Regions from separate parts of the Homo sapiens genome. Here all the other regions are linked to region 1. Evidence: chromatin contacts called from ENCODE Hi-C or POLR2A ChIA-PET data. All regions are on one chromosome and are shown on one strand. The core of a region is the stretch at or near the end of the contact, and the rest is flanking DNA. Distances in the headings are between cores, read along the strand shown. Region 1 holds the start of LIG1 (DNA ligase 1). Region 2 holds the start of CCDC9 (coiled-coil domain containing 9). Region 3 holds the start of INAFM1 (InaF motif containing 1). Region 4 holds the start of NAPA-AS1 (NAPA antisense RNA 1). Region 5 holds the start of NAPA (NSF attachment protein alpha). Region 6 holds the start of BCAT2 (branched chain amino acid transaminase 2). Region 7 holds the start of BICRA-AS2 (BICRA antisense RNA 2).

Region 1 (3,788 bases), core at 768-3,267:
TGGGCGACAGAGCGAGACTCCATCTCGAAAAAAAAAAAAAAGTCTGTAAGTCGGGCCCACACCATCTCTTGCTCCGTGAGTATCTTTGTCTCTCTAGCTCCTCTTCTTCTCTCAGTACATGTCCCTCCTTGACTCCCGCCTCTCTGCAAGGTGTATTTGGCTGCCTCAGTTGGCCTCTCCCCCTCTGCATCTCTGGGTGGGGTGTTCTCTGCCCGTCTCCCACCCACACCCACCCCCGGTGCTCCCCTTCCCCCCAGCAGGACAGCGGCTCAGGTTCACGCACCCCACGGCGGGCCGGCTGGGCGCACGCACGTCCTTGCACACAAGCCGCACGTAGCTGTACTTGAGCACGTCGATGAGCGTGTAGAGCGGGGGCGCACTGGCCCAGCGGCAGCGCGCCAGGTGCATGGAGCTCTTGACGAAGAAGAGCGCCAGCCGCTGCTGGCACCACGCGTCGAAGAAGCGGCTGAACTCGGCCCACGAGAAGAAGGCCCGCTCCCGCAGCTCCTGCTCCTCCTGCCCCGCAGCCGTGCCGGGTGGGGGCTCCGGCCGCTCCATCCTGGGGGCCTGCGTGGAGGAGGGGAGAACAGGTGGATATCAGACCCATTCCCACCCGGGGTATCTCATCTACTCCATTCTTGGCCTGCCCCGTCGGTTGCTGGTGCCTCTATCGAGGTGGGTAGCCCGGGGTCGGACGTGCCTGTTTTTCTCCAAATATATAAATATCAACCTCCATCCTATCTTTGGCCTCCTCCCACCGCCTTATCCCTGGTTCACTTGGAGCCTGTCATCTTGATTCCTAATTCCAACTCGTCTCCTCCTCCGCAGATGTGACCCTTAGGTACAGTTGGAATCTCTCCTCCCAAAATACGACCCTTAAGCTCAGATGTCCCTTAAGGACATCTCCTCAAATGTGTTCTCAAATTCCAGCTAAAACCTCCTCCCCTTCCAGCTGTGTCTCTCACCCAAGAGTAACTTCTAACTCTCGTATTCATCTGGAACTCCTCCTTCCATGTGCCAACAGTTGGCTGTAACCCCTCCAAAGACGCTCCATCTCCAGATGTGCTCCCACATCCAGGCCACGGACCCCTCACCCGGTCACATGCTTCATGCACCTGTGGCTCCGCACTCCCCAGATGTGCCTCTGGCGTGCAGCTGTTGCCCCTTCCCCCGATTATGACCCTATGGCTCGCCACATGCAGCTGTAGCTGGGGCTTCCCTGAGACACTCTCATCTCCAGATGTACTCCCCACATGCAGTTATCCACGCTTCGCCTACAGGTGTGTGCCCCACTTGTGGCTAGTTCTCCTCGGAAGTGTCACCAGTATTCACCTGTGGTCCCCTCCTCCTCAGATGCGGCCCCCAGTCCAGCTGTGGGCCCCTCCTCCCAGTTACATCCACCATCCCCCGCAATATGCATCTTCGTTCTAGACATGGCCCCTCGTCCTCGGATGGGCTCCTTCACCCCAGATGCTCCCCCCACGTCCAGCTGCGCGTCTCCCCTCGAGCAGCCCCATCCAGCCCGCTCCCGACCCTCCTACTCCCCCCCTCCCCGCCCGCTGCGGCACCTTCCAGCCCCGCCGTCCCACCTAGCTGTGCCTCTCCCCTCCCCAAGATGTGCACCCTTCCCGCCCCTCCCCACTCACCTACCCGCCCCGGAGCGGCGTCCACCTCCCACAATGCCCCGCGCCCAGGCCTGGCCCGGCCCTTGCTCCCGGGATGCCCCGCGCGGTCTCCCGCCTCTCTTCCCGCCGTGCCTCGCGGGGGCGCTTCCACCGATTCCTCCTCTTTCCCTGCCAGTCACTCCTCAGACCCTCAGCCACACCCGCTCATCCAGGGCGAGGGAAAGCGCGGGCATTTTCCCAGTGTGCTCTGCGGGAGGGCTCGCCCCACTTCACCCCTTTTCCCGCCCTCCTCCCATTCGGGAGACTACGACTCCCAGTGTCCTCCGCGCGACGGCGGCGGTGCGGACGGTGCCCAGGTCCCGCCCCTAGGCTCTGCCCCGCCCCCGCCCGCAGACGTCTGCGCGCGAATGCCGTGGCGCGAACTTGGGACTGCAGAGGCGCGCCTGGCGGATCTGAGTGTGTTGCCCGGGCAGCGGCGCGCGGGACCAACGCAAGGCAAGTGGGGCCGTCCGCAAGCAGATGGGAGGCGGAGGGCGGCGGGTGCGCCGAATGCTTGGGGCCTATGCTTCGCCATGTCGGGGTGTCTGCAGAGGAGTGGGCGTGGGGACGCTGAGGCTGCCGAGAGCGCGGTGGAGACGGAAGAGCGCGGGCTGCGGGCCGCCGGAGAGTGCAGAGAGGTGTCTCCCAGAGGGAGGGGGGCCAGGTAGAGGGTAGACGAGAGACAGAGACAGTTGGACAGGTCCTCTGAGAAGAGGCCTTGAGGTGCGAGTTCACCTGGAAAGGGGAGAGGCCAAATGGAACTGAGGGGCGGGGCCGGGGGGGGGAAAACTGTGTGGGCGGGGCCAGCTGGAAATCGGAAGGCCCCCCGAGGGGGCGGGGCTATCTGGGAGGGGGAGGGGCTGAAGGGAGCTAAGGGGCGGGGCCGGGGAAAAGATTGCGTGTGGGCGGGGCCACCTGGAAGGGGGAGGTGCCAAGGGTGGGGCTGGCTGGGAACCGGAAGTGCTGAGGGGGCGGGGGCCACCTGGAAGTGCTGAGGGGGCGGGGCTAGAAGAAGGTAAATCGCGGGCAGCAGCATCACCTGGAAGGAGTGGGCCCTACTGGAGGGAGATGGGTGGTGTCAGGGAGAGGTCAGTGGTAAGGTCCAGGTCTAGGTAAAGGGCTCGTAAAAGATGGAGAATCATCTGAATGGGGAGACGTCTGGCCTAATGTATGCTTGATAAAGGGATGGAGCTTACCTCTTGTTTTTACTTTTTATTTTGAAATAATTATAGATTCAAGGAAGTTGTGAAAAGAGTATATCCATCTTCCCCTAATGGTGACATCTTATGTAGTCCCAATATCGAAACCAGGAAATTGACATCAATACAGTTCTGTTAACTAGATTACAGACCTTGTTCAGTTTTCACCAGTTTGTGTGGTGTGAGTGTGATTGTGCATCTGTGTGCCCGTGCAGCTTGATTCCTTGTATAGATTTGTGTAACCCCCATCGTAATTGTGATATAGAACAGTTCCCTCTCCACATAAGAACTCCTCCCCAGGCCCCTGGCAACCGCTAATGTGTTCACCATCTCTAGTTTTGTCATTCGGAGATTGTTATGTAAATGGAATCATATATTATTAGGATGTTACCTTTTTTCTACTCTGCACAATGCCCTGGAGGTCCACCCAAGTTGTTGCTTGTATCAGTGCTTCGTTTCTTTTTATTACTGAGTACTGTTTCATCCTTACTTGATATTTTTCCTGTCATTATCTCTTCATTTTGGTAACCGCTTTATTGAGATATAATTCACAATTATACAGTTTGCCCATTTAAAGTGTACAATTTTGCCCATTTAAAATGTACAAGTCAGCGGTTTTCAGTGTATTTAAAGTGTATTTCAGTGTATTTAAAGTGCCCATTTAAAGTGTACAAGTCAGTGGTTTTCAGTGTATGCGCTGAGTTGTGCAGTTATTACCATAATCGATTTTAGGATATTTTTATCATCCCCCCAAAAAACTCCTATACCTTTTATCCATCATTCATTTAATTTTAACCCTGAACAATATTCTACCATATGGTATTCCAGTAATGAGGGAACCAGTTCCCTAAGGGTAGACATTCCACCAGTTTCCAGTCTTCTCTCATTACAGTTAGTGCTGCAGCAGGTAACTTTGTGCCTCACT
Region 2 (3,788 bases), core at 945-3,444, 910 kb after region 1:
AAACTCACTGCGGGGAAGAGAGGGGATGGGGTCTCCCAGGGCGGGGCTAGGGCACCTGGTAGCGCCGGATGAGGGCCTCATTCTTCCGCCGAAGAGCCTCGATCCTCTTGTCCAACTCAGCATCCTTCTCCTCCTTTGATTTCAAATCGAGTGTGGCTGCCTGAGACCGGGAGGCAGTTGAGGGATGGAAGGAAAAACCTCCATCCATACCAGGGACTTTCCCCCAGGGTCTGAGAGTCTGCCCCTATGGATCCCATCCTCCCAAGCCCCCTTCCCCAAAACTCAGATTCTAGAGACCCCATTTTTCAGCCTCACCATTTCGCTGGCTGCGTGGAGCCAAGGTCCCAGCAAACCTCCCCTGCAGAATCTAGACGCAGCACTGAGGGTTCCTGGGGACAGAGGGAAAAAAAGGACAAAGGCCAATGGCCCCCCAACCTACTTCACCCTCTAACATACTGCGGGATCCTCACAGCCATACACAAAAAACCCTGTACCCCAAGAGAATTGTAGCCCTCACTCTCCCTCCTTTCAACTGCCACCTCCATCTTCTCCATAGAAATTCAGACTCAGCCCTTTCATGATCTTTGTGGACTCACCCAGTTCCCATGTAAACGATCTAGTCAAACCCACCTTGGGGATGTTCTGGCCCCCACCCACTGCTTAAGTATCCAACACTGCTCTCCTCCAAAGGCTGATTCTAGGCCAGCCGCCACACCCTGTGGTATGAGTGTTAGCCCGGGTTCCCTATCTCAAGAGAGTTCCAACTACAACCCCTCCAACCAGCCTGCAAAAGAAAGTTCCAGACCCACCTCCCTGTGCTCATCCTGGTGCCTCTCATATCCAGGCGAATATTCTAGCTCCACCAGGTAAGGTTCAGAAACATTCCCAATCCCACGCTCAAAGAAAGTCCGAACCCCACTCTTATTGGCTGCCCAAGCTCTCAGAGAACATTCCAAGCCCGCGCCTTCCTCAGGGACGTCCTAGTCCCGTCTCCAGCGCCCTACGGAAGGTCGACAGCCTCCCGCCTCCCCCGAAAGGATTCTGTACACAGGCCCAGAACTCACTGGCGAGGCTTCCTGGAACTGGCGTTTTGCCCCACTGAATACTCCACCCGCCCCAACAAGGACAAAACTACCCAGGCCCGCCCCAGATTTTCTGTGCAAAGCTCCAGCCTCAATCCGGCTGGGAATGCCAGGGCCACGTCCCCGACATCCTGGAAACCGCTCTGGCCCCGCCCACGGCTCGGGAAAAAACTTTCTGGCCCCGCCTTTCCCGCCAGACTTCTGGCCCCGCCCCCACCCATGGGCCATTAATGTGGCCCCGCTCCCGACTTTCCCAGCCACGCTCTTTCCCCGCCTCCTGGCTCGCAGGCAACAGCCTACACCCGCCCCTACCATCTCTTATTATTATTCCAGCCCCGCCCCCGGCCTGCCCAGTCAACCCTCTGGCCCCGCCTCCGATTGGCCTGGCCAACCTCCTGGACACGCCCCCTGACTCCCTCCCACACCTCGTTGCGTCAGCATCTGGCCCCGCCCATGGCTTCCCCAGGGTTCTGGCTCAACTCCCCGCTTCCCCGCCTCCCGGCCAACGCTCTGGCCGCGCCCGTGGCTCAGACGAAACTTTCTGGCTCCACCCCCAGCATTCCCCGCCAGCACCCTGGCCCCGCCCCCTGGCTCCCCCACTACATTGTGGCCCCGCCCCCGCCATTGCGTCAGCCTCTGGGTCCGCCCCCAACGTCCCGGCCAAGAATCTGGACCCACTTCCAGTAAGGCAAAACTTTCTGGCCCCGCCCACAGAGCTTCCGCCCGGCGTCCGAGCCCCGCCACACAGCTGAACAAGCAACACTATGGCCCCGCCCACAGTCCAGCCACAACTTTTAGGTCCCGCCCACAGCCGCCGGCCCAGGCTCTGGCCACGCCCCGCCCCGACCCTGCCCACCCACCCAACGGCCCGCCCCGCCAGCGCCCCTCCAGCTTCCCATGTGGGCGTCCTGTCCCCGCCCCCCGCAGAGAACTCCGACCCCGCCCGGGCCTGTTCGCACTCCCCGCCACGTGGGGCTTCAGGCCCCGCCTTCTCTGGGCGCGCTCCCGGCCCCCTCCCCCAGGTCACCTGTCCCGGAGACCCCGCGGCGTCCGCGACTCCGGCTCCGTCGGCCTCTGCGACCGCAGCTCCCGGGCCAGGCGCGTCACTTCCTGCCTGCACCACGTGAGGAAGGGAAATAAAGAGGGTCACTTCCGGTCCTGTGGGACCGTTTCCGGGAGCCTTAAAGGGGCCGCGCCTCCGCGATGGATGCGGGAGCGGGGCCGACTGGCCCCCCGGGTGTTCCGCAAGCTCATCCAACTTCCTTCTGCCTGAATTACCAACTTCCAGGAAAAGGAGACACCGTCCTCACTCCCTGGCCTCTACCTCTTTCTTCAAGCTGTTTCCGCCTCCAGCCCCTCATTCCTGGTTTCTATCAGTAGATGCCAAGCACTGGGCACTGACGCCTGGAAGCCTGGCGTGGTTCGAGCCCCCTCGTGCCAATGAAACCTTAGAGTTCGCTTTAGAAGCTTCAGATGTTCTACCGGCCGTGGGCGGTGGCTCACACTTGTAATCCCAGCACCTTGGGAGGCCGAGGCGGGCGGATCACCTGAGGTCAGAAGTTCGAGATCAGTCTGGCCAACATTGTGAAATCCCGTCTCTACAAAAAAAATTAGCCGGTTGTGGTGGCGCGCGCCTGTAATCCCAGCAACTCGGGAGGCTGAAGCAGGAGAATCGCTTGAACCGGGGAGGCAGAGGTTGCAGTGAGCCGAGATCATGCCACCGCACTGCAGCCTAGACGACAGAGCAGACCCCTTCTCGAAAATAAAATAAAATGCTGGGCGCAGTGGCTCACGCTTGTAATCCCAGCACTTTGGGAGGCCGAGGAGGGCGGATCACTTGAGGCCAGGAATTCGAGACCATCCTTGCCAACATGGTGAAACCCCGTCTCTACTAAAAATACAAAAAAAATCAGCCCGGCGTGGTGGCGGGCGCCTGTAGTCCGAGCTACTCCGGAGACTGAGCCAGGAGAATGGCGTGAACCCCGGGGGCGGAGCTTGCAGTGAGCCGAGATCGCTCCACTGCACTCTAGCCTGGGCGACACAGGGAGACTCCGTCTCAAAAAATATACATATACAAAAATTAGCCAGGCATGGTGGCGGGCGCCTGTAATCCCAGCTACTTGGGAGGCTGAGGCAGGAGCATCGCTTGAACCCGGGAGGCAGAGGTTGCAGTAAGCCGAGATTGCACCACTGCACTGCAGCCTGGGCGACAGAACGAGAGACTCCGTCTCAAAATAAAATAGGCCGGGCGCCGTGGCTCACGCCTGTAATCCCAGCACTTTGGGAGTCCGAGGCGGGTGGATCACCCGAGGTCAGGAGTTTGAGACCAGCCTGACCAACGTGGTGAAACCCTGTCTCTACTAAAAAATACAAAAATTAGCCAGGCATGGTGGCGGGCACCTGTAACACCTGTAATCCCAGCTACAGGCTGAAGCAGGAGAATCGCTTAAACCCGGGAGGCAGAGGTTGCAGTGAGCTGAGATCGTGCCATTGCACTCCAGCCTGGGCGACAGAGCAAGACTACGTCTCAAAAAAATAAATAACTGGCCAGGCGCAGTGGCTCATGCCTGTAATCCCAGCACTTTGGGAGGCCGAGGCAGGTGGATCACAAGGTCAGGAGTTCGAGACCAGCCTGGCTAACATGGTGAAACCCCGTCTTTACTAAAAATACAAAATTTAGCCAAGCATGGTGGCAGATGCCTGTAA
Region 3 (3,788 bases), core at 941-3,440, 900 kb after region 1:
TCTACTAAAAAATACAAAAATTAGCCAGGCGTGGTGGCAGGGGCCTTAATCCCAGCTACTTGAGAGGCAGAGACAGGAGAATTGTTTGAACCTGGGAGGTGGAGGTTGCAGTGAGCAGAGATCGAGCCATTGCACTCAAGCGTGGGGGACAAGAGTGAGACTTCTCTCAAAATAAAAATAATAAAAAATAAAAATACAAAAAAAAAATTAGCTGGGTGTGGTGGTGGGCACCTGTAATCCCAGCTACTCAGGAGGTTGAGGCAGGAGACTCACCTGAACCAGAAGGCGGAGGTTGCAGTGAGCAAGATCATGCCACTGCACTCCAGCCTGGGCAACAGTGCAAGACTCCATCTCAAAAAAAAAAAAAAAGAAACACAGAGGTCAAGTGACCTGCCCAAAGTCACACAGTTTGTAATGAGAGGAGCTGGAATTTGAACCCGAGTAGTCTCGCCCCAGTCAGTGCCCCTAACTATCACCTATGCTGACTACAAAGAAGTGCTGGCTTCCTAGATTCCCCTTCACAACCACCCTCTGGGGAGTGGTGGTGGGGTAAAGGGGAGGTGAGCAGAGCAGCTGACCTTCCTAACCACCTCCACAGATCTCCAGGAGCCACAGCGTGGGAGAAGATGCTCAGCCTCACTCTCCTGGGAAGGCCTCCAGCTCAAGCGGGGAGGCTGGACAGGAACCAGCTTCCTGCATGTCAGATCCCAGGCCCTGTCCAGAGCCAGGCCTCAGTCTTCCAGGATGGAACATGGCCTCCCCACCTCGGACTCCTTGCCCAGAAGCTAGACCTCAGTTTCCCGGCCTTGGTTTCCTAGCAGCGCCCCAGGCCAGAGGCTGCACCAGTCTTCCAAGGCAGCACAGCGCTTTGGTCATTGGCTCTGAGATTTCCAGACAGGCTGAGAAGCAACACCACCGCCGCCGCCATCCACTCTCATCTCTCTGACCCCAGGAAGTGGGCCAGCATCGTTCCCTCTCGGCAGCCAACTGAGATCCCTGGGTGATTCAGCCTCTGTCCCTGACATGATAATTACACCAACAGCAATTCCCAGAACCCCAGCTATTGTCCTATATCACCCCACCCCTCCTCTTGTCTCCTGTGCTGTAACACGAGGGCAGACACTCTGCTTCTCCCCAGAGACATTTGTCCTTTGCTCCAAGCACACAAAAAACTGGGAAGCCCTTCCCACTGTCTGACCTTCAAAGGCCCTGCTGCTGCTAAGCTGCTTCTCCCTACTCCAAGAAAAGAAGAGCTCCTTAAGGAAGGGGAACAGCCCACCCGGGACAAAACAGACAAAGGCCACACCCCAGGAAGGTCTTTCCCACACAAACTTGGGAGGGGAGGCATCTCTGCAGACAACAGGACAGACACAGCACGAGGCAGCCGAGGCTGTCGTTTATTGCAGATGGACACGGATTCAGGGAGGTGAAGAGGCAGATGGGCTGTGGGCTCTGTGCTCAGCATCCCACAGCAGGAGGGGCAGGAGACAGAGCTCAGGATGGGATCTTCCTGATGGTGGAGGACCCGGCCTGACCACAGAGTAGCTGCAAGAGGCAAGGCCCCGAGCTGACACCCCCTGGGCCCCCATTCCGCGGGATGACGGCTCCAGAGACGCTGAGCGATGTCATTAGGAAGAAGGCCGGACCAATCCAGAGACGGTGCATCCTCGGCGTGGAGCACAGAGCTCTCGAGGGCTGGCGATCCGGGTTGGGGTGGAAGGGAGAGTTACCCGGGTCTTCGCCCCTCCGCGGCCTCTGGCGTCTCTCTGGGTGTCTGGCGGCTCGGACGGCGGTCAGGGTCGCTGTAGCGGCGGCGGCGGCTCAGCGGCAGCTGGAGCTGGGGTCGCGGCCCGCCGGGGACTCCCAGGAGGCAGGAGAGGGAGGCAGCGGCGGGCGCCGGGACAGGCGGCACGCCCGGGCGGGCAGCACACGGAGGGGACGGCGCGCTGGGCTGTGGGCCGGCGGGTGCCGCGGGAGACCGCGTGGGTACCCAGATGAGACCGTAGTACACGGCGAGCAGCACGGCAGCTAGCGAGACGCAGAGGAAGTAGGCGCATACCGGAGCCAAGCGCAGCCAGCGCCCCCGCGGGCCCTCGCTCAGCCCCGCGCCTCCGGGGCTCTCGGCGCCGCCGCCCACGCAGCTGGTCCCCCGCATCCCCGCAGCCCACTCGGCTCCGCGCCGCAGACCGCACAGGCCCCGCCCCCACCAGGCCCCGCCCCCACCCCGCAGACCGCCCCGCTCTCTAAACCGCCCGCCTCCGGCCCCGCCCCCGCCAGCATGGTCACGCCCCCACGCGAGCTGCCGCCTCCGCATCCTAGGCCCACCCCCTCCAGCCTCCGCCCCACCACCGACAGGCGGAGGTGCTACCCCGCCCCCCTCGCTCCAGCCCCGCCCCCGCGCTTAGCCCCACCACCCCAATCACCGCCTCCTCCCGCCACAACACGGTTCTCTTCCCAGACTCGGACTTCATCCAGCCCAGGCATCTAGCCCGCCTCGGAGCCCGCCCCCTCGTCCCGCTCAAGCCCTGCCTGGAGCCCTAACCCGCCCTGTGCCGCAGCCAGTCTCACTTCTCTACCTGTCGGACTGCTCTACTCCAGTGCTCGAGCCCTGCCCGCTACGGCCTCTGGCTCCCACACTCTAGTTCCGGAATCCCCGCTCTCCTCCCGCGCGGGTTCCCGCGCGACACCCCGACCACGCCCCCGCTGACGGCCCCGCCCCATGCCCATGGCCAGAGCCCCACCCGCGCGCGCTGACCCCGCCCCCCGCTCTAACTCCGCCTGTCAGGATTCCGGCCCCGCCCAGGCAGCCTAGCTCCGCCCCCGCGGGACCCGCCTCCTCCAGCACACTCTCAGCCCGCTTTCAGGTATCCTCAGCACCTCAGGCCCCGAGGTTCCAGCTCCGCCCCTCACCGCAATCGCGCCCCTTCTCCCAGCTCCTCCCCAACGGTCAGCTTTTCCCTCTCCCTAGAGCCAAGGGGTCCAGACTAGGCTCTGGGGTAGAAAGAACACAGCCTGGAAATCCAGATAAACCCCTCCTCACGCCCCCTCCCCATCAAGGCGGGGAAGCTTCAGTCCCCTCCCAGCAGCGTCTTCAGGAATTCGGGGAGGCCTGCGGGAGGGGGGAGGGAAGACGGATCAGAAGGGTGGAGGAAGACCCCTTCCTTCCGCCTCTTCCGCCACAGAAAAGCCCGCCAAGCACAGCGACCCAGCCTGCCCCCTCCAGAAACACAGTTCAAGGGTGAGCGGAAGCACTGCGTTTAATACGACAGGGCTGGCGCCCGAGTAATTCAAGCCCTTCGGAAGTGTCACCGGCTGCCAGGCCTCGGATGCAATCCTGGAGGCGGGAGATTCGGCCTGAAGACTGGCTCGAGCCGCCCAGGGCCTCCATGGGAGACTAACGCGGAAGCGTCCCAGCCGTCCCAGTGCCGTGACGTCCCCCGTTGGTGGGGCCTGCACCCGACTACTGCCCTGGCCCCGCCCGGCTCGCAGACCCTGGCTCCTCCCCCCTTAGATTTAACCCTCTCCTGGCTGGAGTGTGGCAGAAGCAGAGGACAGAGGAGCGAGGCGGTGGGAGGTTAGTGCAGAGCGCGGAGGCCGCGGTCCGGCGGGCGCGGTCAGCGAGCGGCCCCCGGCAGCGGAGGGGCCGCCACCACCTTGCAGAAACGCACCCTCTGGAAGTCGGTGATCTCCGCCGTCTCCTGGCCTTCGGGGCCTGCCTCTGAGGAGAGAAGGGGCTGAGTCAGCGGAGGGGAGCAGTCTTCCCACCTCCCCCCCGGCCCAGCACCCCT
Region 4 (3,788 bases), core at 633-3,132, 690 kb after region 1:
AGGCTGGTCTCAAACTCCTGACCTCAGTTGATCCGCCTGCCTCAGCTTCCAAAGTTCTGGAATTACAGGCATGAGCCACCAGGCCCGGCCTGTTTTGGTTTGTTTTGTTAAAACTTCATAGGCAGTTCAAGTGTGCAGCTAGGATTGGAAACCTCTTAACAGGATGATTCCTTCCTAACCTGTAACTTCATTTTTTCATTCATCCGCTCAACATGTGGCTTATAGGTTACTAGGGCGGGAAGACGCCTGAAGGAAACGCACTGCTGAAGTGGCACTAGACCCACGTGCCACTCCCTCAGCGAATATTCACTAAGCACCTGCTGCATGCCAGGCCCTGGGAATACAGCAGCACTGACGGCATTCCCAGACTGCCCTCCAGGAACTTCTACTCTCCACATCCAGAAATCTGGAATCATCACAAATTCCTTGCCACCTCCGTTATCCAGTCTGCCTTTGAGAACTTTCCATCATGTAAGAGCTGTCTCTTACATGCTCAGCACATAGTTTGTGATTTTTGACACATATTTTCTGAATGCCTGCTTTGTGTCAGGCCTTGTGTTCCAGGTACAGGCGATAAGGCCGTGATCAAGGGAGATCAGCCTGCTGCCTTCATGGAGCTTGCAGTCTGTGTGTGCTCGAGGTGTCCAGGACAGCTGGCCAACCCATGTCTTCTGGAAATGATACACAGATGTGCACATAGTACCCAAACCTCCATGGCCTTCTAGGGACAAAGCAGCACAGACAGGAACCCCTGAAGGCCCCAGAGTCGGAAACACCTGGTTTACATCCTGTCCCCACCACTTGCTAGCATATCAGTCAGTGGACTTACTCTTTCTGAGCCTCCATTTGATTCTCTCTAAACTGGGATAATAAACCTCTTTGTAGAGGTTTCTTTCTTGCAAAGATTAGTGAGACAGATTTGCAAAGGACGTCCGGGCACATAGTAAAAGCTCAATGAATCCTGAATAAGTGAACCGGCAGGGAGGGTAACAGTAGGCCCTTGCAGAACAGTTGTAAGGAATCAGATTATCAGAGCCAGCATGACTGTCACCAAGTAGGTGTTCGATAAAGGAGGTGGTTATTATAGCTGGATCATTTTTCCTTGGGGGCAAGAAGAATGTATTAATTATTTTAAAGGTGATACTGTTAAGATTATGAACTATAGGCCGGGCAAGGGGGCTCACGCCTATAATCCTAGCACTTTGGGAGGCCGAGGTGGGCGGATCACCTGAGGTCAGGAGGTCCAGACCAGCCTGGGCAACATGGCGAAACCCCATCTCTACTAAAAATAGAAAAACTAGCCAGGTGTGGTGGCGCCTGTAATCCCAGCTGCTGGGAGGCTGAGGCAGGAGAATCGCTTGAACCCAGGAGGCAGAGGTTGCAGTGAGCCGAGATCGCACCACTGCACTCCAGGGTGACAGAGCAAGACTCCGTCTCAAAAAAAAAAAAAAAAAAAATAGTGAACTGTGGAGTTACCTTGTTTGGTTTCCAGTACTGACCGCTCGTTACTAGCTGTGTGATCTTAGGCAAGTTACTTTACCCCTCTGTGCCTCAATTCCTTCATCTCTAAAATGGATTTAAGTACCTACCTCCACCCCCTTGCGAATTTTTAATAAAGTATTAGATGGAATGCACTTACAGTAGTTCCTGGCACATAAGGGCAATATTAAGTTTTATGATGATGATGATTCGACCTTCCACACAGCATACAGCGAGAGGCCGTGGCCACCACCTCCCATCTCTAGTCACAGACTCCTTATGGCAGCCCCTTGGTCCAGAAATGGAAAGGAGAAGAGAGCGCGGGCGCAGTGGGGCAAAGTCGCCTGGGAGGCCCGAGCAGGCGACCTGGCCGCCATCTTGGGAGAGGGCAACGCCGGCAGCTTCCGTACGTCATCAGCCCGCGCAACGGCCGGGCACCCGGCGGTTCAGGTCGCTTAGAGAGTCGTAGGTTGGGTAGTGCGGGTTGGGGCGGGGGCTGCGGAGAGGGTGCTTAACTGAGGGGCATGATGGGGGAGGCGGCCGTGGCCGCGGGGCCTTGTCCGTTGCGCGAGGACAGCTTCACGCGCTTCTCGTCGCAGAGCAATGTGTACGGGCTGGCAGGCGGCGCCGGCGGGCGCGGGGAGCTGCTGGCCGCCACCCTTAAAGGCAAGGTGCTCGGCTTCCGCTACCAAGACCTCCGACAGAAAATCCGGCCAGTGGCCAAGGAGCTGCAGTTCAACTACATTCCCGGTGGGTGGCGCTATGGTGCTGGGGGGCGGGGGCCTGGAACGTGGTGTTGAGAAGGCTTCTGAGGCTCTGTCTGAGCCGGGTCACCGTGCTGGAAGAATGGGATCAGGTGGTTTTAAGGGGGTCACTGGGATCAGCGGGCAGGCATAGTTGGGGCCCGGATGAGCCTAGGGTTTCAGGATTCTTCAGACTTACAGGTCAGGATCCCTAGTACCCAGGGAACAGAGATCAGGTGATGGTGGTCAGGACTCAGACCAGAGGGCATGATCATTGCGGTAGCCAGAGCTCACCATGTTGGGGAGATTGGAAGCATGAGTCTGCCTGACACTGAACTTAGAACTCTCCCCTCCCAGTGGATGCGGAGATTGTCTCCATCGACACTTTCAACAAGTCACCCCCCAAGCGGGGTCTGGTTGTGGGGATCACGTTCATCAAGGTACCTAGAGCCCCCTCCACCTCCCTTCGCCCTCCTCCTTACACACATGGTGAGTTCCACTGAGCCGCCCCGGATCCCTCCTGCCACCCCTGCCCTCCCCTGAACCCCGTGTCCTCCGCCAGGATTCAGGGGACAAGGGCAGCCCCTTCCTGAACATTTACTGCGACTACGAGCCCGGCTCTGAGTACAACCTTGACTCTATTGCCCGTGAGTGAGGCGTGGACGGGAGGAGGGAGAGAGTCCCCAGCAGGTCCCCCATGCTAACCTGCCTGTGCCCTGCCTACAGAGAGCTGCCTGAACCTGGAGCTCCAGTTCACTCCGTTCCAGCTGTGCCATGCGGAGTGAGTGTCCCCTGCGCATCGACGCCCACTCCACTGTAAATGTAGAAACCCTGGCTTCTCGAACCCCTTCTTTACTTACAGACCCCTGTAGTCTGTTTCCCCTTCTGGAAAATAAAGAGGTTGTACTAGATTAGGGATTGAAAACTAAAATGCCAGCCGGGCACGGTGGCTCACACCTGTAATCCCAGCACTTTGAGAGGCTGAGGCAGACGGATCACCTGAGGTCAGGAGTTTGAGACCAGCCTGGCCAACATGGCGAAACCCCGTCTCTACTAAAAATACAAAAATTAGCTGGGCATGGTGGTGTGTGCCTGTAATCCCAGCCTACTCAGGAGGCTGAGGCAGGAGAATCACTTGAACCCGGGAGGCGGAGGTTGCAGTGAGCCAAGATTGCACCACAGCACTCCAACCTGGGTGACAAGAGCGAAACTCTGTCTCAAAAATAAATAAATAAAATAAAATGAAATTAAACTAAAATGCCTTTGGGGACCAGAGAGGTCATGTGAGAATGGAAAGCACAAATGTAATATAACAGGGAGCACATGTGCACACACACATATGCAGCTGAGGTTGGAAAGCTGTAGCTAACTGGAGACCACGAACTTGTCCATAGACAATCAGATTCTACATTTGTTTTTTAAAGCATTGCACTTTTTTTTTCTTTCTTTTTTTTTTTTTTTGAGATAGATGCTCGCTCTGTTGCCAGGCTGGAGTGCAGTGGCTCGATCTCTGCAACCTCTACCTCCCTGGTTCAAGTGATTCTACTGCCTCAGCCTCCTGAGTAG
Region 5 (3,788 bases), core at 777-3,276, 660 kb after region 1:
GGTACAAGTGATCCTCCTGCCTCAGCCTCCCAAGTAGCTGTGATTACAGGCATGCACCACCTCACCGGGCTAAGTTTTTTGTATTTTCAGTAGCGACGGGGTTTCCCCATGTTGGACAGGCTGGTCTCAAACTCCTGGCCTCAAGTGATCCTCCTGCCTTGGCCTCCCAAAGTACCAGGACTACAGATGTGACACACTGCACCCACCAACAGTGTTGAGGAGTACTGGGCAAGTATTTTGGAGGATGTGGCTCAACTGGAATTTGTCTAGTGTTTTTTTCATGATTAGATTGAAAGATCCCAGAAGTAAAGAGCCATTTTAATCACATGACTTATCAATGTTGAGGTTAACCTCAATCACCTAGATGTCAATGTCAGGTTTCTCCACTGTAAATTTAGGCTTTTTCTCCCCTTTCTTGTACCCTCTTCTTTGAAAGGAAGTCACTATGCACAGTCCATACTTACAGAATGGGGAGGTATCCTTCACCTTCTTGAGAGCAGAGTATCTACGCAGATTATTTGGAATTCTTCTGCACAAACTATTTGTCTATTCTCCCCCCTTTATTTATTTGTTCTATATTCATCTATATGACCATAGGCTCATGGATACTTTATGTTTGGGATTATAATCCAATACTACTTTATTTTGATGCTCAAATTGTTCCAGCTTTGGCCATTGGGAGTTCTTTCAGTTGGCTCCTTTGGCATACCCCCTAATTTTGTGTGTGAGCACACGTGTGGAATACTTCCTTCCTTTCTGGCACTACAAAGTTATACTGAGGTGAGCTATGATTGTGCTGCTGCACTCCAGCCTGGGCGACAGACCGAGACCCTGTCTCCAAAACCAACAACCCAAAGAGTGAGACCCTGTCTCAGAAACCAGCAACTCAATTTTCTGGGACAGCAGGAGGTGTGTTTGAGCCTAAACTTTTTTTTTTAGAGACAGAGTCTTGCTATGTTGCCCAAGGCGGGACTTGAACTAGACTCAAACTCCTGGGCCCAAGCGATCCTCTCGCCTCCCGAGTAGCTGGGATTATAGGCACGAGACACCGCGCCCATCTTCGAATCTGAATTTTTTTTTAACACGCTCTCTTCAGCTATTTTTTTTTTTTTTCTGAGACTAAGTCTCACTCTGTCGCCCAGGCTGGAGTGCAGTGGCACGATCTCGGCCCGTTGCAACCTCCACCTCCCCGGTTCAAGCGATTCTCCTCTCTCAGCCTCCTCAGTAGCTGGGATTACAGGAGTGTGCCACCACACCCGGTTAATATTTGTATTTTAGTAGAGCGGGGTTTCGCCATGTTGGCCGGGCTGGTCTCAAACTCATGACCTCAAGTGATCCGCCCGCCTCGGCCTCCCAAAGTGCTGGGATTACAGGCGTAAGCCACCGTGCCCGGCCCTCTTCAGCTATTTTTTATGAAACCAGAGTTAGAGAACCTCTTAAGTTTTTGTTTGCAGTCTCTCTTCACCGGTCTCCCCAAAGCAGTTCTAGTACTGGCCGACAGAGGGAGCAAGAAAAAGCAGAACGGTTTCCTTTTCCCACAAACGCCTTTCCAAGTGAAGAAACCGGCGAGACCAGCCGCGGGGGCGGGACTAAGTTCTGCGCAGAACTGTCAAACCCGGGCGTGGGCCCCGAGCTGTCACGTGAGTGTCTGCGGTCAGCTGACTGTGCCAGAGTTCCGCGGGGAGGGCGAGTGGGGGACCCCCCGCCCCAGCGCGAGCCGAGGGCTCCTGCTGATTGGTGGAGGAGGATCCAGCAGCAACACCGTGGGGCGGGGCCTCGGCGGGGGGTACTGCCATTGCCTTCCACAGGGTCACGTGGGAGGTGAGGTACAGAGCGCTGGGGAGAGAGTGGAGCGCCGTTCGCCGGTATGTGCGCATGCGTTGAGGTCTCTTGACGCCGATTGGGGGGTCACGAGTCACGGGCGGCGTGCGGCGGCTGGTGGGGGCGTGTCCGGCGGAGCGGGCGCGGCGTTACGAGGCCGCTGGTTGGCCAGCGCTAGTCACGTGGTTCCTGGCCGCAAGCGACGCGCGCCGGTGCGACGTCAACGCAGCCGGGCGAGTTTTACCGATCTGTGTTCCGCGGCCCGGCCGCGGCTGAGTCTTCCCAGGGTCAGGGTCAGGCGCTTTGCTGAGTCCCTTTGTGGCCGCCATGGACAATTCCGGGAAGGAAGCGGAGGCGATGGCGCTGTTGGCCGAGGCGGAGCGCAAAGTGAAGAACTCGCAGTCCTTCTTCTCTGGCCTCTTTGGGTGAGAACCGGGCTGAGGGGTCGGCCGGGACCTAGGCTGAGAGGACGAAGGAGTCACGCTCGGAGGTGGCGGGTTAGGGCACGCAGAGCTCGGGCCGAGGGGACGGAGAGGAACCTGCAATAAGGTGACATGGCCTGAGGCGGCAGAGGGGACGCAGGCTGAGGGCCAAGAGCCTGGGCCGGGGCAACACGGTTTGAGGAGAGACGGTCTGACATGGCGGAAGGGATTTGGGCTGAGGACACACGGACCGAGGCGACACTATCTTGAGGCGAGGAAGGGGACCCAGGCCGAAGACAGGCCAGCGGGCGGGGGAGAACCTGGACCGAGGGAGTACGTCCTGAAGCCTTGGAGGGGACCGGCCTGGGGGGACGGAGGGAGTCCGGGAGAGAAGCCAGGTCCAGAGGCTTTTCGGAGCTCTAGGGGAGTCTGTTTGAAGGCTCTCAGGCGGCAGTGATGGGGCCTGGGGCTGAGGACGCCTGCCCGAGGGACTGACCTTTTCAACCCCTGGAGCAGTGGATTTGCGTGGGCCCTGGGCGGTGAGGGTGAAGGCTGAAGGGGGCTGACACCAGGCAGAGGGGCTCAGGGCTAGATGATCCTAGGAGCGGTGAGCCGCGTCTGAAGTGTGGGGGGTGCATGGGGTGAGTACGGCCCTGGTTAGCAGTGACTAGTTTAAGGACAGCTGAACGGAGGAACCCGGGATGATGGAGTCAAGACTGTGGAGGTCTCAGCACTTTGGGAGGCCGAGGTGGGCAGATTATCTGAGGCGGGGAGTTCGAGACCAGCCTGGACAACATGGTGAAACCCCGTCTCTACTAAAAATACAAAAGTTATCTGGGCCTGGTGGCGGGTACCTGTAATCCCAGCTACTCGGGAGGCTGGGGCAGGAGAATCACTTGAACCCGGAGGTAGAGGTTGCAGTGAGCCGAGATCGAGCCACTGCACTACAGCCTGGGGGACAGAGCGAGACTCTGTCTCAAAAAAAAAAAAAAAAAAAAAGAAAGAAAGAAAGAAAAAAGCCTGAGGAGGCCTGGGTTGAGGCTGGAGACTCCTGGGTGGGGGAATGCGTGGTGGTGGCTTGGCCAAGGAGATGGAGGGATAACAGGGAGAGACAGGGGGACTGAGAGAACCAAAACGGGGGATCAAATTCCTGCTGTGTGATCCTCGAGTAATAGGGATGACAGAGACATGCTGAGAAGAGGGATGGGAAAAGGCCTGGGAGACAGAACTAACACATATGACGTGGCATAAAACTCACGTTAGCTCCTAAAAGCTGACACGACCATCCTGTGATAAATTGTAGTGGCTTAGAAGTGCCAAGAGCCCAAGTAGCTCTGCCACTTACTTCATGACTTTGGGTAAATTGTTTAGTCTCCCTGCTAAAGGAGATCACAAATCAAACCTACCTCCCATTTGCTATGAGTGTTAGAATTGAGCCTGGCGTGGAGTTACATCTCTGAGAGTGTTAGCTGTTGTTAATGTGACTTCCAGAAGGAAACAGGTTCGGAGCGTGCAGAGAGCTGATGGGGGTTCAAGGTGGACGCC
Region 6 (3,788 bases), core at 354-2,853, 640 kb before region 1:
AGAGAAAGTAGGGGGTTGAGACATCTGGATCAGAGGGAGGAGGGGCTGAAACTCCTGGGTTTTGGTCCGCAGGGCACTGGGGGACGCAGACTCCCCAGCTGGACCCAGGGGGGGGGCAGGGCCCGGGTGCGCTGGCGTCCCCCAGGTGAGGGGTGGAGCTGCAGGGCTGCTGCGGATTGGCTGTGGCCGGGGGGGCGTGTGCACCAACCGCTGATTGGCCGCGGCGGGGGCGGGAGCTGTCAGTGGGCCCCGACCCTACAGCCCGGGGCTGGCGGGTGGGGCAGGAGGACTGGGGCGGAGCGCAGAAAAACAGGGCGACGCCCTGTGAGGGAAGGGTCCCGCGGTTTGGCTGTTTGGGCCTGTGGCTGTTAGGGGTGGCAGGATAGTGACCCGGGGACAGGACTTGGGGGCACTGTGGGGGTAGAATTTGGAGACAGAGTGTCCCAGGGTAGGATTGCCGAGACACGATGGCCGAGGGATACGATTTTTTTTTTTTTTTTTTAATTTGAGACGGAGTCTCACTCTGTCGCCCAGGCTGGAGTGCTGTGGTGCAATGTCGGCTCACTGCAACCTCCGCCTCCCGGGTTCAAGCGATTCTCCTGCCTCAGCCTCCCGAATAGCTGGGATTACAGGCCCCCGGCACCACGCTCGACTAATTTTTGTATTTTTATGTATTTATTTTTATTTATTTATTTATTTTGAGACGGAGTCTCACCCTGTCACCCAGGCTGGAAATGCAGTGGCGCGATCTCGGCTCACCGCAACGTCCGCCTCCAGGGTTCAAATGATTCTCCTGCCTCAGCCTCCCTAGTAGCTGGGATTACAGGCGCACACCACCACACCCGGCTAATTTTTGTATCTTTAGTAGAGACGGGGTTTCACCATGTTGGTCAGGCGGGTCTTGAACTCCTGACCTTGTGATCCGCCCACCTCGGCCTCCCAAAGTGCTGGGATTACAGGCGTAAGCCACCGTGCCTGGCCTTAATTTTTGTATTTTTAGTAGAGACGGGGTTTCCCCATGTCGGCCAGGCTGGTCTTGAACTCCTGGCCTCAGGTGATCCACCCGCCTTGGCCCCCAAAGTGCTGGGATTACAGGTGTGAGCCACCAAGCCAGGACTTTTTTTTTTTTTTTTTTTTGAGACGGAGTCTCACTCTGTCGCCCAGGCTGGAGTGCAGTGGCATCATCTCGGCTCACTGCAACCTCTGCCTCCCCGATTCAAGCAATTCTCCTGCCTCAGCTTTCCGAGTAGCTAAGATTACAGGCGCCCGCCACCACGCCCGGCTAATTTTTTGTATTTTTAGTAGAGACGGGGTTTCATCATGTTGGACCAGGCTGGTCTCTAACTCCTGACCTCAGGTAATCCGCCCGCTTCGGCCTCCCAAAGTGCTAAGATTACAGACCTGAGCCACTTCGCCTGGCAGGGACCGTATTTCAAGTCCTGCCCTCCCACCAGCGCCTGCGCCCCGCAGCAGTGTCCGGCTCCCTGCCGACGCCCTGGAGCTGGGACGGCCTGGGGCGCTGGTCGGCCGCCTTCCCCCAGAAGGAGGCGTGAGCGGGGCGTGGCCGGAACGTCTCTCTTCGGAGCCGCGCCCCGGGCGGGCACAGTTACGCGCCGCACGGATCATGGCCGCAGCCGCTCTGGGGCAGGTGGGTTCGCAGCCCCGCGCCGGGGTCTGGGAAATAACCGGGGGAGGCGCACTTCCGGGAAGACCACTGGCCTGCAGCCGGTCCGACTCGGCGCCGCTCCTCCCGCCCTGGGGTTCCGCTGCAGGGCGCGGAGGAGGATGGCGCCCTTTGGAAAGGAGCACGAGGCTTTAATGGGGTGAGGGGGAGCAGGTAGACGCGGATGAGGTGGGGCAAGTAATTGGCGGGGAGGTAAAAAAAAAAAAAAAAAGGGAAACATGGTGGAGGACCCTGTAATGAGGGAGGCGTGGGGGTGGGGAGGTTGTGATTTGGGGAGCGGAGCCCTGGGGTGCGGTGGGGCATCAGCCTGTGCGGGAGCTGGAATAAAGGGGCCCAGACCTCCAGGGCCGGGTGCAGGTGAAGGCAGAGTTGGACCTCAAGTCTCAGCTCTGGGAATTGGACTCAAGGTCCTATTTTCTTGGAATGAAAGTTGAAAAAAATAAGAGATGGGGATTGCTGTGCTTCCCAAACTCCTATCTGAAGCTTTGCACCTGGATTGGAAATCGAGGCAGCGTCTCATGGTCAAAGTGACAGATGCTGCAGGCTGGCTGAGACGATCCCTTCTGACTGTGCGATGTCAAACAGCAGCAGCGTTTCCCAGAGTCTATGATTTCAGAGAACAAGGTTTCTCAGTGAGGAAGGAAACAGCCAAAGAAAGGGGTCATTACAAGCCTTCACAGCTGCGGTGTAACCTTGGGAGAACTGTCTGTTAACTTTACACCTGACTTTATTTGAGTCTCTTATCCTAGCTGATGAATGTCAGGGCAGAATTTCACTTTTTTCGGCTCTTAGTGACTGATAGGGATAGTCCTGGGATACCTGGGGTATGTGGGCAATCTGGGCTTTAGTGGTGACACTCCTGGACTGTGGTGGGGCAGTACTGGGCTTTGACAGGTCCACTTGGGACTGATGTGGACCGTCTCATCATGGCACAGTTCTGGTGTCATAGAATGGCCCTGAACTCATGATGGGACATTCCTAGGCTCTGATGAAGATAGAGATATCCTGTAATGGAGATAATTGGGCTGAGTCCTCAGCTGTGATGGGGACAGTCCCGGGGTGTGGAGAGGACAGTGCTGGACCATGGTAGGGACAGTCTGGAAGGTACTGGCCTAGACAGCAACATAGGGATAGTCCTGGGGATTGAAAAAGACAACAATGGGATTTTTTTTTTTTTTTTAATTTCAGACCTGGTGAATAGGAAATAAGCCCTGATATTTGGCAGAGACAATGCTGGTTATAATGGGGAAAAGTGCTGGGCTTTGGATAGGGGACATTCCTGAGCTGTTTGGGACAGTACTTGGCTCTGCTGGGGACCAGTTCTGATAAGTTACAGGCACAATCTGGACTTGTGATGTGGAGCATCTTGGGCCATCATAGAACAGCCCTGGTCTGTGATGGGGGAGAGTCCTGGGCTATAAAGGGGGCAGTTCTAGACGTGATGGGGTCATGTGTGGGCTGTGACAAGGGCAGACTGCGGTATGATGGGGTCTCTCCGGGGCCGTGATATGGGGACAGTCCTGGAGTATGGAGGGCACTGCTGGGCTTTGACAGTGACACTCCTGGTCTTTGATGGTGATACTCCTGGGCTGTATGGGACATAATGGAGGTTCTATCACATTATAGAGACCTGCCCTGTGAACCCCCAAACGTACTTTATTTCTTTGTCTCGTCTTTTCTTTTTGACCGAGTCTTGCTCTGTTGCTCAGGCTGGAGTGCCGTGGCACGATCTCGGCTCACTGTAACCTCCGCCTCATGGGTTCAAGTGACTGTGGTGCCTCAGCCTCCCGAGTAGATGGGCTCAAGCGATCCACCTGCCTCAGATTACAGGCATGAGCCACCATGCTGGTCTTTTTTTTTTTTTTTTTTTTTTTTTTTTTTGAGAGACACTCTATCACTCATGCTGGAGTGTAGCAGTGTGATCGTAGCTCACCACAGCCTTGACCAGTAGGTCAAGGTGATCCTCCCACCTTAGCCTTCTGAGTAACTGGAATTACAGGTGTGTGCCACCATACCTGGCTAATTTTTAAATTGTTTGTAGAGACAGGGTCTTGCTATATTGCCCAGGCTGATCTTGAACTCCTGGCCTCATGCAGTCCTCCCA
Region 7 (3,788 bases), core at 841-3,340, 560 kb after region 1:
TTTCTAGTTTCCCTTTCAAGTGCCCTCCGTAAAGAGGTGTAAGAGAAAGGCACCCCTAGATCTGTATTATACTATGGGGTGGGTAGGTAGGTGTGTGTGTGGGGGGGGGGTGACAAAAGGGGACGATGGTCAGGACATGGGCCTGGGCACAGACTGCAGCCCACCAGGATGGGGACACCAGAGAGCTAGGACCTGTCACCTGGGCCTCCCCGGGAGAGCTGACACCGCGGCCTCTGACCCCACCTCCCGGGAAGTTCAGCTGCTCAGAACCACAAAGCAAAACAAAGGGGCGCGGAGAGGAAGAAGCCGCAGTGCCTCCCAATCACCGCCGGCGCCCGAGCCCGAGCCTAGCTCTCCCGCGGCTCCTTGCCCGGTCCTCCCGGCTGGCCGCGCACCAAGGCCCAAGCAGCCCCTGGTCCCTCGTCTCCCCGCGGCCGCCCGTGACAGGAGTCGGGGAAGCAGACGAGGGGCAGCCAGGGATGGGAAAACCAGATGGCTCCATCCCTCCTCCCTCCTCCTCCATCCCTCCCTCCGGGTGCCCGCGGCCTGGCTGCCCTCCGCAGGGGCCCGGGGAGGCCGCAGGCCCAGCTCGTCCGGGCTCACCCCGGGGAAAGGGCTGCCTTTGTCTAAAGGTCACCACCCGAGCGCGGTGCCCCGGCCGGGCCTGGTGCCTCCCGTTCCCAGGCCGAGGGGTAGGAGATGGGGGGCCGCCCCGAACCTCGGGAAGTGACAGGAGGCGCTCACCCCCCCCACCCCCGTAACGGCCCCCTCCGGGATGAGCCTCAGCTGGGGGTGGGGGAGGGGGTCACCTCCCTCTATTGCCGGGGGCTGGGGGTCAAGTCAACTCCTTTCATTGTTTAGGGGCGGTGCGAAGGGGGGAGCCCCGGTGGCCTCCTTCCCCATCCATCCCTCCCCAGCTTTCCAGGGCCCCCCACTGTCCGCGACACCCACGGGAGGGATTTGGGGAGGGGGCGCAGGGGCCGAGCGAGGCGGGGAGATGCAGGCTCTCCGCCTCCGGCCGGGAGATCACCGCCCGCTGCCCGGTGGCCTTCGCCTTCCCCGAAAGGCGGGGAGCGGGGCGAGGGGAGGGGGCCGGGACGGGGAGGGGGTCTCCGCGCCCCTCCCCCCGTGGAACGTTAGGTCTCCTCTCTCCGCCGCTCCATTGTATCCCCGGCAGCCGGCGGGAGGGCCGGGGAGGCACTGGGCGCCGGGTCTGGGCAGGGAAGCCGGTTGGGGGGGGGTCCCCATAGGATCGGGGCGGCGGCGGTGGTGGAAGAGACGCGGGGCTGGGGGTGCCGGTGGCGGTGGGCGCCGAGCAGGAAAAAAAAAAAAAAAAAAAAAAGGAGGCAGCGGGCGCTGCGCCCCGGCTGGGGGGCTGAGTGTGAGAGTGTCGCGGGGGTGGGTTCGGCCCCGGCTCCGGCTCCCCCCACACACACCCTCGCCGCCAACCCCCACTCCCCCCTCGCTTTTGCGCCCTGTCACAGCCCCGACTCGCAGGTAGAGAGAGTTAAGAGATTTAAAGAGAAATTGCTACATTGTGAGAAACTCACCCTGATGTTTGAGCAGCCGTCGGCGCGGGGTCTCCGAGACGGCCCCGCACGGGCTGCAAAGGGAGGACCCAGAAGGGGCCGGCCGGCCGGGCCGGTCAGCGCACTGCCTGATCGCATGGCGGCCGCTCGGCAGCCGCTGCCGGGCCCCCGCCGCCGCCCCGCGCCCAGGCCCGCGCGCCCCGGGCCCGCGCCCGTTCCGGGGAGCGCCCCTCGGGTATGCAAAAAAAAAAAAAATTTTTTTTAATTAAATGCAAACGGAAAAAAAAAAAAAAAAACCTCTCAGGTTTTGTGTTCCGCCCCCCACCCCCTTCCTCCTCCTCCTCCTCCTCCTCTTCCCTCCGCCCTCGCCGGAGGAGGGGCTTCAGGAATCCCCGCCCCGCGTCCGGGCGGACCAGCCCCGGCCCCGCCAGGCCGAGCGGCGGGACCCGGAGCCAATGGGAGGCTGCGGACGTCCGGGGACTGGGCCCTCCGCGCCGGCGCCGCCCCCGCCCCCAGCCCCAGTCCCGGGGGTTCAGGGGCGCGCCTGCTCGAGCTCGGGTGTAGTTTGTCGACTGCCTCGAGCCCTGATCCGGATGCTGGGGCGCGGGGGAGCTGAAGGGATCCGCGCTCCCAGACCGCCGGTCCGGCTGGGGAGGGGGCGCCGTGCGTCCTGGGCGCGTCCCCTGAGGCGGAGGACGGTCGTCCGGCGGGAGGACGCGTCCAGGGGGAGCGCCGCAGGTCCGAAAAGATAGCGGGAGTCGAGGATGAAGGAAATGGAGGGGATGGAGGGGAGTTCCCCCCGGAGGTGGGACCGCGCCGGAGCCCAGAGTTGGAGCCTGACAGGGTGGAAGGCGGCGGGGACTTCGGGGTGACAGGCCGGGACCCCAGGCGTGGCTCGATCACTCACCCTAGCTGGTCTCCGTCGAGCCACGGCGGCGCCGGGGAGGCGGGTCGGGCCTGCCTCGGAGCCTGTCCCCGGCCGCTCTGGCCGCGCTGATGGGATTCCCAGAAGCCCCAGGACGCCGCGGTGGTGTCGGGTCCGTTTCCGCCCCACCAGGCCGTAAACGCCCTGCTGGCGGGACACGGATTCACGCGTTGCCCTTAGCGAGCGCTTGGTGAGCGCCCACTGTGTGCGCTGCGCAGTGCTGGGGGCCCAGTGGGGACACAGAGCCCCCGGACCTGCCCTCCCGATGCTTGCAGCCCAGGGAGATTTATACTTTGTTTTAGTCCCTTCTGCCTCCCCAGTGCCCTAGAAAAGCTCGTGCACACAGTAGGTGAATGCGGGTTGAATAAATGAGTAATCGAGACAGATTGTGATTTTGTTGTTGTTGTGTTATATTTTGTTTTGTTTTGAGACGGAGTTTCGCTCTTTCGCCCAGGCTGGAGTGCAGTGGCACGATCTAGGCTCACCGCAACCTCCGTCCCCTGGGTTCAAGCTATTCTCGGCCTCCCAAAGTGCCCGGCCTCTGTTTTTTTAAGCCTTAACATGTGTTCTAGTATCTTGGCGGTACTACCCATAATATTTACTTCAACGTATTTTTTTTTTTTATAATTTATCGGCCAGGCGCAGTGGCTCACACCTGTAATCCCAACACTTTGGGAGGCCGAGGAGGGTAGATCACCTGAGGTCAGGAGTTCGAGACCAGCCTGGCCAACATGGTGAAACCCCTTCTCTACTAATAATACAAAACTTAGCTGGGTGTGGTGGTGCACGCCTGTAATCCCAGCTGCTTGGGAGGCTGAGGCAGGAGAATCGCTTGAATCCGGAAGGCAGAGGTTGCAGTGAGCCGAGATCACACCATTGCACTCCAGCCTGGGCGACAAGAGGGAAACTCTGTCTCAAAAATAGTAATAATAATAATAATTTATCCAGCCTGGGCAACATAGCGAGACCCTGTCCAAACAAAAATTAGCCCAGCATGGTGGTGTGTGCTTGTACTCCCAGCTACTTGGGAGGCTGAGGCAGGAGGATCGCTTGAGTCCAGGAAGTCGAGGTTGTAGTTCCCCATAGTCATGCCACTGCACTCCAGTCTGGGAGACAGCAAGACCCTGTCTCAAAAAAAAAAAGAAGAAGAAGAAATTAATTTTGAGAGACCACAGAGGGTAAGGGCCCTGACTGAAACCAGTCAGCCCCTGGTTCATATCCTGCCTTTGCCACTTTCTTGCTGTGTGACAGTGGACAAATTACCTCACCTCTGTGTGTCCTCATCTTTAACATGCTGATAATAATAGGCCTCATTTCATAGGGTCATGAGGAAG

Evidence for each region. A loop is a pair of places that touch in the nucleus more often than their neighbours do. ChIA-PET counts read pairs that join two places held with the same protein, here RNA polymerase II (POLR2A). Pooled maps may share reads with other maps.
Region 2: a pooled map shows a loop between it and region 1 (21-fold over the local background). The contact joins the promoter of CCDC9 here to the promoter of LIG1 in region 1. A Hi-C loop is called at or near these places in 2 of 37 single-sample maps with no recorded cell type and 10 of 50 pooled maps. POLR2A ChIA-PET finds 5 or more read pairs at or near these places in 1 of 52 experiments (activated T-cell).
Region 3: a map of CD8-positive, alpha-beta T cell shows a loop between it and region 1 (19-fold over the local background). The contact joins the promoter of INAFM1 here to the promoter of LIG1 in region 1. A Hi-C loop is called at or near these places in 2 of 168 maps with a recorded cell type or tissue (CD8-positive, alpha-beta T cell and naive thymus-derived CD4-positive, alpha-beta T cell), 4 of 37 single-sample maps with no recorded cell type and 10 of 50 pooled maps.
Region 4: a pooled map shows a loop between it and region 1 (11-fold over the local background). The contact joins the promoter of NAPA-AS1 here to the promoter of LIG1 in region 1. A Hi-C loop is called at or near these places in 1 of 37 single-sample maps with no recorded cell type and 4 of 50 pooled maps.
Region 5: a loop to region 1 is called in a map with no recorded cell type, with 18 times the contacts of the local background. The contact joins the promoter of NAPA here to the promoter of LIG1 in region 1. A Hi-C loop is called at or near these places in 4 of 37 single-sample maps with no recorded cell type and 10 of 50 pooled maps. POLR2A ChIA-PET finds 5 or more read pairs at or near these places in 1 of 52 experiments (PC-9).
Region 6: a pooled map shows a loop between it and region 1 (7-fold over the local background). The contact joins the promoter of BCAT2 here to the promoter of LIG1 in region 1. A Hi-C loop is called at or near these places in 1 of 50 pooled maps. POLR2A ChIA-PET finds 5 or more read pairs at or near these places in 2 of 52 experiments (RWPE1 and WTC11).
Region 7: a pooled map shows a loop between it and region 1 (18-fold over the local background). The contact joins the promoter of BICRA-AS2 here to the promoter of LIG1 in region 1. A Hi-C loop is called at or near these places in 1 of 168 maps with a recorded cell type or tissue (CD8-positive, alpha-beta T cell), 4 of 37 single-sample maps with no recorded cell type and 9 of 50 pooled maps.

Annotation. Positions count from the first base shown.
Region 1 is chr19:48,168,573-48,172,360 of GRCh38, reverse strand. It overlaps LIG1 (DNA ligase 1), which reads left to right and starts at 2,017. Exons shown (of 28, transcript NM_000234.3): 1 at 2,017-2,120. It overlaps ZSWIM9 (zinc finger SWIM-type containing 9), which reads right to left and starts at 1,681. Exons shown (of 4, transcript NM_199341.4): 1 at 1,647-1,681; 2 at 284-567. The coding sequence starts at 558. RefSeq lists silencers at 1,489-1,628, 2,429-2,478, 2,509-2,578 and an enhancer at 1,876-2,535.
Region 2 is chr19:47,254,931-47,258,718 of GRCh38, reverse strand. It overlaps CCDC9 (coiled-coil domain containing 9), which reads right to left and starts at 2,194. Exons shown (of 12, transcript NM_015603.3): 1 at 2,110-2,194; 2 at 316-389; 3 at 56-160. The coding sequence starts at 318. RefSeq lists silencers at 1,396-1,445, 1,486-1,725, 1,936-2,045 and an enhancer at 1,936-2,845.
Region 3 is chr19:47,273,287-47,277,074 of GRCh38, reverse strand. INAFM1 (InaF motif containing 1) reads right to left here and starts at 2,190. Exons shown (of 1, transcript NM_178511.6): 1 at 1,352-2,190. The coding sequence starts at 2,155. The coding sequence ends at 1,727. It also overlaps a transcript of CCDC9 not described here. RefSeq lists silencers at 1,819-2,268, 2,629-2,888, 3,499-3,788.
Region 4 is chr19:47,482,376-47,486,163 of GRCh38, reverse strand. It overlaps NAPA-AS1 (NAPA antisense RNA 1), which reads right to left and starts at 1,882. Exons shown (of 4, transcript NR_038452.1): 1 at 1,640-1,882. KPTN (kaptin, actin binding protein) reads left to right here and starts at 1,945. Exons shown (of 12, transcript NM_007059.4): 1 at 1,945-2,229; 2 at 2,580-2,662; 3 at 2,785-2,869; 4 at 2,949-3,003. The coding sequence starts at 2,004. It also overlaps a transcript of NAPA not described here. RefSeq lists enhancers at 1,571-1,700, 1,731-2,020.
Region 5 is chr19:47,513,301-47,517,088 of GRCh38, reverse strand. It overlaps NAPA (NSF attachment protein alpha), which reads left to right and starts at 2,026. Exons shown (of 11, transcript NM_003827.4): 1 at 2,026-2,246. The coding sequence starts at 2,149. RefSeq lists an enhancer at 1,378-1,647 and a silencer at 1,738-2,077.
Region 6 is chr19:48,808,844-48,812,631 of GRCh38, reverse strand. It overlaps BCAT2 (branched chain amino acid transaminase 2), which reads left to right and starts at 1,603. Exons shown (of 11, transcript NM_001190.4): 1 at 1,603-1,648. The coding sequence starts at 1,625. LOC105372432 (a long non-coding RNA gene) reads right to left here. Exons shown (of 3, transcript XR_936017.4): 3 at 1,795-2,288. RefSeq lists silencers at 28-337, 1,414-1,633, a cis regulatory region at 1-524 and enhancers at 1,386-1,680, 1,954-2,023.
Region 7 is chr19:47,606,931-47,610,718 of GRCh38, reverse strand. It overlaps BICRA-AS2 (BICRA antisense RNA 2), which reads left to right and starts at 2,090. Exons shown (of 1, transcript NR_186352.1): 1 at 2,090-2,846. It overlaps BICRA (BRD4 interacting chromatin remodeling complex associated protein), which reads right to left and starts at 1,585. Exons shown (of 15, transcript NM_001394372.1): 1 at 1,551-1,585. RefSeq lists silencers at 1,401-1,470, 1,541-1,590, 1,651-1,700, 1,811-2,190, 2,251-2,330 and 4 more.